3 separate regions of the Homo sapiens genome follow, and regions 1 and 3 are each linked to region 2. A link is a contact called in ENCODE Hi-C or POLR2A ChIA-PET data. All regions are on one chromosome and are shown on one strand. The core of a region is the stretch at or near the end of the contact, and the rest is flanking DNA. Distances in the headings are between cores, read along the strand shown.

What was found. A loop is a pair of places that touch in the nucleus more often than their neighbours do. ChIA-PET counts read pairs that join two places held with the same protein, here RNA polymerase II (POLR2A). Pooled maps may share reads with other maps.
Region 1: a loop to region 2 is called in a map of GM12878, with 2.4 times the contacts of the local background. The contact joins the enhancer-like site here to the promoter of LINC01871 in region 2. A Hi-C loop is called at or near these places in 2 of 168 maps with a recorded cell type or tissue (Calu3 and GM12878), 1 of 37 single-sample maps with no recorded cell type and 10 of 50 pooled maps. POLR2A ChIA-PET finds 5 or more read pairs at or near these places in 3 of 52 experiments (activated CD4-positive, alpha-beta memory T cell and activated T-cell).
Region 3: a loop to region 2 is called in a pooled map, with 1.8 times the contacts of the local background. The contact joins the enhancer-like site here to the promoter of LINC01871 in region 2. A Hi-C loop is called at or near these places in 1 of 168 maps with a recorded cell type or tissue (GM12878) and 8 of 50 pooled maps. POLR2A ChIA-PET finds 5 or more read pairs at or near these places in 2 of 52 experiments (OCI-LY7 and activated naive CD4-positive, alpha-beta T cell).

The regions. Positions count from the first base shown.
Region 1 is chr2:7,824,103-7,827,605 of GRCh38, reverse strand. It overlaps LOC105373408 (a long non-coding RNA gene), which reads left to right. Exons shown (of 4, transcript XR_922750.1): 3 at 2,982-3,118. Among named protein-coding and RNA genes, the nearest start is that of LINC01871, 100 kb to the right of the region's middle. Within about 2 kb of position 1,810, at least 5 of the 41 ENCODE cell types and tissues checked have a DNase peak (open chromatin) inside an H3K27ac peak, as active enhancers do; they include GM12878, where a contact is called at or near this core.
Region 2 is chr2:7,723,942-7,727,573 of GRCh38, reverse strand. LINC01871 (long intergenic non-protein coding RNA 1871) reads right to left here and starts at 1,795. Exons shown (of 2, transcript NR_183384.1): 1 at 1,721-1,795.
Region 3 is chr2:7,624,027-7,627,200 of GRCh38, reverse strand. No RefSeq gene overlaps it. Among named protein-coding and RNA genes, the nearest start is that of LINC01871, 100 kb to the left of the region's middle. Within about 2 kb of position 1,765, at least 3 of the 41 ENCODE cell types and tissues checked have a DNase peak (open chromatin) inside an H3K27ac peak, as active enhancers do; they include GM12878 and OCI-LY7, where a contact is called at or near this core.

The sequences.
Region 1 (3,503 bases), core at 561-3,060, 100 kb before region 2:
ATTAAAAATGGATTCAAGCAGGTAAATAATTTGAACATACCAATAAACATGGAAGGCCTTAAAAAATTCAAAGAATTCACTTTAATGAGTGTCCTGAAACGAGACAGTTCTAAAATTATGTTTTTTCATGCATTTGTGTTTTAGGTAAATCTGGTGTTTCATAGTATATTCCATAGAATATGATGGCGAGTAGGGAAAGAAAAAGAAATTTTATTTTATTTAATTATGAAGATAGCATAACCCTTATACTAAAATCTGAAAAATAAATTATAGAAAAATTATAGATCATCTTAATTTGATATGCTAATATCTATAATGAAATTAAACAATAAGGTATAAATATCCGTAACGAAATTGAACAGTAGAATATATAAAATATTAAAACCAGAAAGGGCTTATAACTCAGGAATTAAATAATCCTTCTCTATTAATTAATGTATAGCTACTTCACAATATACATTTCAAGAAAGATAACATATATTTAAAAATATGGTAGGTGTTAAAAATACTTGCTAAATGTTCATTTCCGTTTAAAAATGTAGTGTTACATAGTAGAATGGTAGCCTTTCAAAACATATGCCCACATCCTATTCCCTGGAACCTGCAACCTTACTTGGAAACAGAATCTTTGCAGATGTAAACAACTTAAAGACCTCGAGATGAGATCATCTGTATTATTTGAGTGGGCCCTAAATCCAATGACAAGCATATTATAAGAGACACACAGACGAAAGGCAGGCACAATACTAGGAAGCAACTAACCAGAGAGGCAGAGATTGGAGTGATGCGGCCATAAGCCAAAGGCCAGCTGGAGCTGCCAGAAGCTGGAAGAGGCAAAGGAAGAAAGTATCTGTTGCTTTGGAGGCACTAAAAGGACACCTTGATTTTGGACTGCCGGCCTCTAGAATATGAAAGAACACATTTCTGTTATTTTAAACCACCAGTTGGTGGTAAGTTTTTACATCAGTCTCAGAAAACTAATTTAAAAACTTTAAAGTATTAATAGATGGATACTTATGTATTATGATGAAAAGTATCTATCTGCCAACGCTGGACTCTGTAAGTGCTTAAAATATAACTGCAACTTCTCCTGGATAGAGCAAAGGATTTGATTGCTAAATCTTTTGGACCAATCATGAGTTTATGACAGTGGACAAGTTTGCTTGTAGGTAAACCTCACTTTCTTCATCTCTAAAACGTGGTTAACAAAACACCATTCAGAGTAATTATTACAATTTGACATAATGCATTAAAAAGTTTACACAGTTCCCAGCACACAATAAGCACGTGATAAATATATTCCATACACACAGATACACAAAAGGACATGGTACCTGGGGCCACGCTGATTGACATCTGGCAGCTTCTAATTTCATTATGTGGTTCAGTAAGACAAGTGCTATTGTACAAAAGTAAAGCTAACAAGCTTAAACCAAAGTTTATTTTTTTCTTCATATGACTCAAAAAGAAATAACATCAAAGAAAAATCAGTTACAATTACAAAATGACTAAACTATAAGAAAAGTGTAAGGACCTTTTGTATCGGCTATGAATGAGAACATACTTTCCCAAAAGCTGTCTTTAAAAGCTGTGAACACCAGAGAAAAGCAGTGCCGCACACCCAGGTGCTCTCTGTGGGCGTGCTCTGCAGATGACTTGGGGTTAGGAAAGTGAGTTTCTAGAATTCTTGGCTTGTGCATCTGAGAGGTACTTTCCTCGGCTTGTTTGTTTTGCGTGAAGAGTTGCTAGGAATGATTCAGAATGTACATGTTTGTGTAGTGAAAGTCCTGGGGTTCTGGCATCCAGTGAGGGTCCTGGCCCCTGTACAAAGTCTTCTTTCTCATGTGGGAGCTGGCTGCTCCCCGGAAGTGGGTATAAAAGTCAGACAGCATTCCTCTCATTCCCAACCAAACAGGTCTCTCACAGAGAGGGAAATAAATGTCCCACTGGCCTGTGTGGGGGCGTTCCGGAAAAGGGCCTATTTCCATTCTCCAGGCACTTCTACAACTGCCCTGATGTCTGGAAGAGCCTTCGTGATTGGTGAAAATACAACTGATTTTCTAGTAGAAATATAGCTTCCCTCCAGAAGATCTATTCCACCTGAGCAAGAAGCTGGTTCTTTAGGCTGAGGATGGTATGGAGACTGTCTTAGTCTGTTTTGTGCTGCTATAACAAAATACCAGAGACTGAATAATTTGTAAATAACAGAAATGTATTCCTCACAGTTCTGGAGGCTGGGAAGTCGAAGACCAAGGTGCCAGCAGATTTGGTGTCTGGTCTGTTTCTAAGGTGGCACCTTGTTACTTCATCTTCCAGAAGATACAAAGGATGTGTCCTCACATGACAAGGCCAAGTGAGCTGAATACTGCTTGAAGTCTCTTCTATAAAGGCCTCAATTCCATTCTCAAGAGAGGGGCCCTCATAGCTTAATCACCTCTTAAAGGTCTCATCTCTTACTACCACCACATTGACCATTAAGATTCAACACCTGAAGTTTGGAGGGGACCCATTCCAACCCTAGCAGGGATTACCTCTCCTGTCCTTCCACTCATCAGTGAAAGGATGCCTCTGTCCCCCTCTCCTGTTTCTGGACCTATTAGATTTAAGGACATTTAGAAAGGGAGAAATGGCTGAGGAAGTTAAAAAAAAATGGTTTGATAAACTGTGGAATAAAAATAATCTCCATAGAACTTAATTGGTACTTTTTACTTGAGGGAAATCCATGTGGCCCCAGTTAGCATGATTATTTTTGGTCATGCTTGACATCTATGTTTGCAAGAATATTAATTTATTTGGCTGACAAGCCATGAAATGTCTATCTTTATGTTTCCCATTTGGTTATTCATCCTATGCATTAGGGAAAACACAAAGAAACCTAAAGACACCAGTAGGTGGTCCAAGTGGGGAGGCAAACACTGGCAACTGACACATCTTGCTATGTGTAAAAATCTATGCTCACGTCGCTCTGTTTTATTCCACAGGTTGTGCTATTAGAGATTAGAGGAGTTAATGTAGGTGCAGCTTCCTCACAGAAAATGCAAGACACACAAGGGCTGCTTTCAGCATTCTGCTTGATCGTGCACAGCTAGACGCAGAGCACTCAGGAGCACACAGGAGGGTAATAAAAATCACATCCACCATGCTTTCTGGTTTGCAAAAGCCCTTTGGGAATGTCATCTCATGTGCCTGAATGCAGTGCTCCCTACCTCTGCTTCTCACAGTGGGGTTCTCCTTCCAGATCCTGGTGTCCAGGAGAAACCTAGACATGGTCTTTATCACATTCAGACACTTCTCCATCTGCATGAGCAAGTACAGGATAAGGTGCTATGTTTTACTATCTTTGTACTGTCAGGGATGCAGATGGATAAGTGGTATTTTGGCACTAATTTGCAAAGCTAAAGGCCCCAGCTCCTAGTTACAAAGAATTTTTTGCTTCTCTTTAGTGGTTTCCATAGCAGTGTGTTTCTCCCCACAGAACAAGCTCTGGAAGAATTAGCACAAGA
Region 2 (3,632 bases), core at 546-3,045:
CCGTGCCTGGCCTTAAAGTTCAATCTTAACATGGGCCCTGGCCCTGTTCTACTTCTAAAGATCTCTTTTGAATTCTCAACCCCACCTTTATCATGGGCTTCTGTTCTGTCCTTCAGAAAAGCCCGCCAGAACCAAAGATGGAAGTTACTGAAGATGGTGAAGCTAGGGAACCCCAATAAGAGCTCCCATCTTATTTCTCATTGCTTGCTTACAAGCACACTATTCTCTAGCTTCTGACCTATGAAAAGTGCTTGGCACACATTTGTGCAACAAAACTGACTGTGCTAGCTCCAGGTGCAAAACTGCCCAGCAACCACTAGACACAGTTCCTGCCCCACTGTGCTCACCCCACCTGAACTAACCAAATTATTCTGGCATAACCATGTTAGAAAAGGACTCTTGGGGACTGCTACGGGACAGCCAAGGTGGCTCAGGGGTGCTAGACAATGTGCATCTCAACATGCTTCACAAATGATTGCTTATGTTTAATAGTACATGCTCACGTGCATGCTATAATGGCTATCATTTTACACATCGTAGCTCACTCTGCACAAATAACTCTAAGAGATTTTTCCTCTTGTTTCAGAGACATAGAGAGATTAAGGAACATGCCCAAGTGCAATATGGTTAGGGAGTGGTGAAGCTAGGCTGCAAATCTGGCTCTTTTTGGCCCTGCACTTTAGGCTTTAATTCTGCCAAGCCAAAATGCCAACACAAACTGTCACACTCCATCTACCATCTTTTTTTTTTTTTTTTTTTCTGAGACAGAGTCTCGCTCTGTCCTCCAGGCTGGAGTGTGATCTTGGCTCAGTGTAACCTCTGCCTCCCGGGTTCAAGCAATTCTCCTGCCTCAGCCTCCCGAGTAGCTGGGATTACAGGTGCCCACCACCATGCCTGGCTAACTTTTATATTTTTAGTAGAGACAGGGTTTCACCATGTTGGTCAGGCTGGTCTCGAACTCCTGACCTCGGGTGATCCACCCACTTCGGCCTCCAAAGTGCTGGGATTACAGGCATCAGCCACTGTTCTTGGCCCCATTTATCACCTTAGCTCTGAGACCGGCCTCCAAGAGGGGTTCCCTGTGGAGTAAGATGTGCACATTCTACTTATTCTCTCTTCTAGGTCAAGTGAGAAAATGTACTTGAAATCACTTTGTAAGCTATAAGGTACTCTATAGAGAGTACCTTATATATATACATGTATAAATGTACACATATCTATACACATAAGTACAACTATATTGCTCACAATTCACAAGAAATGTGTGATTCATGTTAAATATTCAACATGTCGAATGTATTGGGGTTGTCTATCTTGATATAGATACTTGTTCACAAGCTATTAGTATGCCCTATTGACATTTCATACAAATAAACACAATACACACACACACACACACACACACCCATGTTGCTCTTCCCTCTTGGGAATGTTTGCTCAAGAGGCTGAGGCTGAAGTTGGCCTCCTGCTATGTCTGAGAGCAGCCCTTGCATAGGTGTGAGTGTGCACAGGAATTTATTTTCTAACCAAGGGAGAAATTGACAAAGTGAATAGAAAAACCACAAAAGCAGCTAAGTTAGATTTGGGTTCAAAAAAAGAATGCAGACAGAAAAGGAAGACTGTGAGGGGAGAGTTGATAGGTGGTTTAAGGAATGTCTGGCGAGAGGCAAGGAATAGAGTAAAGAAGAGAAAAAGTAATAAAAATAACTGCAACACTCACCTCTGAGAACAAATGACTGTAGTTGCTGCATGCTTAACGTCCCCATCTTATGAAGCACCACACATCAGCAGAAATGAGATACACAGCAGGGAGGTGTTAGAAATCTGGTTTTGCAGATGATTTTGTCAAATCACCTACAGCTTTGCTCAAACCAGTTCCAAAGGCTTTAACCACATGGTTTGCTTGTGTGCACCTATTTCCTGAGTTGCTCTAAATTGCATGACTTGGGGTGTAATGGCAATTCTTTGGGTTTTTGTGGCTCCATTTCTATGAGACACATGATTAGAAATCCTGTTTGCTTTTTGCTTGTCAAGCCTTAATCAGCTACCACGCTGGGCTTGTGTGAGGGCCCTGATAATCAGCCTGCTTTATGGAGAAGGCAGAGTGGAAACAGGACAGGAGACTTCCCATGGCACGGATACAGAAACGCAGCTTTCTTCGGGTTCTCCTTAAACTCGGAAAGTATCTCTTGTCTGAAAAATTTAAGTCACAATCTCTAATTAATTAGCTAACTAGCTCCCCCTCTTGAAACGTCTTTCAGATAAAAACTGCATAATGCTGCAAAGCAATGGCCTAAAATCAGACTAATCTACGTCTACGGCAGTCCTTAGGATCCATTGTGTCAGAAAAATACATAGAAATGTCTTAAAATCTGCCCAAACACAAAAACTGTAACTGTGCTATTACTTTCGTTGGGTTTATACCTTTCAAATCATCTTTTTTCCTTAAAGGTATTTTGACACAGCTTAAAAAAGAAAGGCACCAAAAGCCTTAGCCTGTACAGCGAGCTATAAAATTGCTGCGAGCTTAAACAGTCAAGGTAGGAAAAATGGCAAAAGTTATGTCCCCAACAAATAAGCTTGTGCTTTTGTCATAAATGAAGACTCTTAAAATGTGATGCCACCCCATGACTTATTTTGTATTATCTTATTTTTGTTTTGCTCCAGTCATTCTCTCCCTTTATCTTACATCAAAAACAAGAAAAGTTTTGCCTATGTCTACAACTTAAGTGAGGAACCTATTATGTGATTATGATATAAAATTCAGAGCCAGTGATAGGCCGTCGTGTGGTGTAAACATTTCAGAGGATAAGAATAATAGCAAAGAACTAAATTGAAATGTAATCCGTGCTGAGATACTGTAACAAAGTCTCGTAATCTCTTTAAGCCAGCTGTTCTCAACTTTGGCTGCCTATTTGAATCTTGCAGAGATCTTAAATCCTTCTTGATGCCTGGGTCTCACCCTCCAGGGATTCCGATTTCATTTGTCTAGGTTGTGACCTAGTGTCATGGGTTTTAACAGCTCCCCAGGTGATTCAAATATGTGGCCACGATTGAGAGCCCTCTTGTCAGCTGACTGTACTGTATACACGGATCTCTGACAGTAAAGGTCATCACCTGGTTCCCTGATTTGTTCTGGTCTTATTTGTGTGCCAATGGCTCTTTCTTGGACTTCAGAGTTTTATCTGCACAGATGATTCTGATACTGCTTCTGGGACTGCTGACCCAGTGTGGGCACTTGGTCATGACAGCTTTTTGACCCTATGCTGGTCTACAGGTGGCTAGGGCCCCTGTAACAAAGTATGAAGACTGGGTGGCTAAACAGTAGAAATGTATTGTCTCATAGTTCTGGAGGCTGGAAGCCCGAGATCGAAATGTCTGCGGAGTTGGTTCCCTCTGTGGCCTCTCTCTTGCTTGCAGGCAGTTCCTTTGCCCTGTTTCCCTACATGGTCTTCCCCCTGGCGTGTCTGTGTTCTAATCTCCTTTTATAAACACACAGGTGAGATTGGATTAGGCCCACCCATATGACCAAATTTTAATTCAGCAACCTCTTTGAAGGCCCTGTCTCCACAGGCACATTTTGAGATATTGGATGTTAGGGTTTCAACATATGAACGTGGGGGTACAGAATT
Region 3 (3,174 bases), core at 516-3,015, 100 kb after region 2:
TCTTGGGAGTGGTTCTCACATGTTTGCTGGTTTATTAGGCATAGGCTGGTCTAGAATGGTCTCCACTGGGATAACTGGGTTCTCCTCCAGCAGGCTAAGCTGGGCTTATCCACATGCAATGGCAGGATTTCCAAAACGAAAAAAGTGGAGTAAAGCTTAGGCTCAGAATTGGCAATTATCTACATTTTAAACAAGGTGCAGTCATGGTTTGGGTCCGCATGTGTGTCGCGGGGTACAATTTACCTCTTAATTCGAACAAACGCAAAGAAACATTGCATAGTTGATGGTTACAGAGAGAGTTTAAGATTGTGGTCATTTTTGTAATCATTCTAACACAGGGGATATCCAAGTGAGAGATGAGAGTGGTTTCCATAAGAGTAGGATCAGTGGGATGATGAAAGTTATTGGATTCTAGGCATAATTGGAATATAATGGATTCAAATATGAGAATGAGTGTGATGGAGAGAGGACTCTAGGACAACGTTCAAGTTTGAGGCCTGCAGAACTAGAAAGACAGAGTTGCCATTTACTGAGATGAAGAAAGAAGAGAGGAGTAGTTGGGAAGGACAATTGGGAGTTCAGCTTTGTACACATCAAGTTTGAGAAGCTTATTACATGCCCAAGAGAAACTTCCAGTAGGAAGTCGACGATGTGAATGGAATTCAGTAGTCGGGGGATGGGGTGGGGTCTGCTGATAAGCTTGGGAGGCATTGCATATAGGGTTTAATGCTGCAGCGTTTGAGGAGATCCCCAAGGTAGTGATGTTGATAAAAATGTGAAGAGATACAAAAGTGAAATTCTGGGCTCTCCTACCGGAAATGAGAAGGAACGAGCACAGGAGACAGAATTAGAGACCACAGCGCAGAGCAGCTAGAGATGAACAAGCAGATTGTGCTTGATGAGGCTGGAGTGCAACGTCTGGAGGGAGCAGAAGATGAAGCTAACAGAATAGATTGAGACCATCAGCAGAGCCTTGCATTCCTCTGCATCTCTAGGAAAATGGATTTTGTTGGAGGAAAAACAGTATGATGTTTTAAGCACAACAGGCTTTTTTTTCTGTCCTTACAGACTGATGAAAGAGACACAGATTTAAAACCCCAAAGTCATCTCGGGGGGTTTTCCCCACTGGGAGGCTTCCACGTGCCTTTTGAACCCTAGTTATGACAACTCCAAGGGTCCTACGGTACATCTAAAATACCTGCAATCATCAGCATGTAAGTGACTGGCCAAGGCAATGAACTGAAGTTTGGAGACTTGCTTCGCTCGAACTTGAGTTCCTGTAGGTCACCCCATTTGAAGGGCATATTATTGGGTACGGTATAGGGTGGAGTGGGGCTCCAGGGGCAAGTCTTTTGGTATCCAGTTTTCTATTCTCTCTTTAGGAACACAGGTAATTGATATCTCGAACTTCCAAGCTGAACAGCTAAGGTCTGGAGAAACAAGTTTGCTGAAAAGGACCAACGATTTAATTTTATTCATCCTGTATCAAATTTCTGCATCTCACAGTTTGGGCTCAACAGGAGGTGACACTGTTAACTGTTGCTCTTTTCACTTCCTTTTTTCCCCCTCACTGAACATAAACATATCATTACGCAGTTACACTCCACTATATTTAGAGTTGATTTTTAACTATCTATTAAATCAAACAGGGAAGCTCAACTGTTCTACCTGGAGCAGGAGAACTGGCTGGGGAGGTGGATTGATTCACTGAGGAGGGCAGAATGAGAGTGAAAGCTATTTTGCCAATGACGATGTGTACCCTGGAGCTCACATTCCTCTTTTTGGAGAGGCAAGCACCACTATAACTAGGGCAGGGCCAGCGTCCTGCCCACAGATGGCCCTGAAAACCTCTCATTCACCAATGATCTGGGCTTCAACTCCATCACATTATATAGATGGAAAGGACTTTACAGGTGTCCACAGTCTCTATTCTAAGCAGTTCACTCCTCGAAAACATGATCTAAAGGATCTCAAGATCCCAGGGACATGACACGCTCAGCAAAGTGACAAGTTTTGCTTGCTCAACAAGCATGGAGAGTACTGCCTCCTGTACCTCCTTCTTGGAGCCTTGCAGCTTATATCAGCATCCAGGCAGTAAGGCGCTCTACCATCGAGAACCCTTTCCACCATTGTCCATCCTGCTATTGTTCATTCCATTTCATTGTGGAATCTTCCAGTTTTGATCACACTTGTGAACACTGATAGAACCACCAATGAGAGAACATACTTTAGGAGACATTACTATAATTCAGACCAGTAGAGTAGTTTACAACATGCCAACTGGGCTTTATTTGTAGCCTATATCACAGCATTGTGTGTGAAAAGCTAGGACTATCTCCTCCATCTCATGATTTGAGAAACTGAGAAATGGAGAGTTTGGGTGGTGGCCAGATCAACACTGACAATGGTGGTGGAAGCTCTAAAGAAGAATGCAGCTCCTGTGATTCCCAGTGCAACCTGTTTTCTTTAGACAGAGAAGCAGAGGGGAGAAATGAGTAGAAGCAGGGATTGGAAATGGGCTGATGAGGCAGTGCTGGGAAGGGAGAGCTACTGTTGGGGACAGAATCACTGAGGGGAGAATAAGGACTGGGAAGGTGGGGGTTGAGGTTACCAAGTCACCAGCTGCCACTGTCTACACCTCAGATTCTTCCTTATACCCTTTTATCAAATTGAATTACAATATGAGTAACAGAACTATGGTCAAGTGGTCAGAATTCGTTCTCACTCCTCCAGTTAATATTTGCCATCTATATTATGGGATATTTTGCTGCTTACTAGCTAGACATTTTTTTATTTTAAATCTAATATTCTTTTTTTCTTCTCATCCTGTCATGAATTTCCCTCTTCTAGCCTCAAATTTCTGGCTGGACATGGTGGTTCACATCTGTTTTCCCAGTGCTTTGGGAGGCTGAGGCAGGAGGATCACTTGAGGCCAGAAGTTTGAGACCTATCTGGGCAACATAGTGAGATCTCATCTTTACAATAAAGTAAAATAAATAGCTGAGTGTGGTAGCAGGTGCCTGTAATTTTAGCTACTTGGGAGGCTGAGGTGGGAGGATGGCTTGTGCCCAGGAGTTCAAGGTTACAGTGAGCTATGATTGTGCCAATGTACTCCAGCCTGGGCAAGAGTGAGACCTTGTCTCTCTAAAATATATATATTTTTTATTTAAAAAT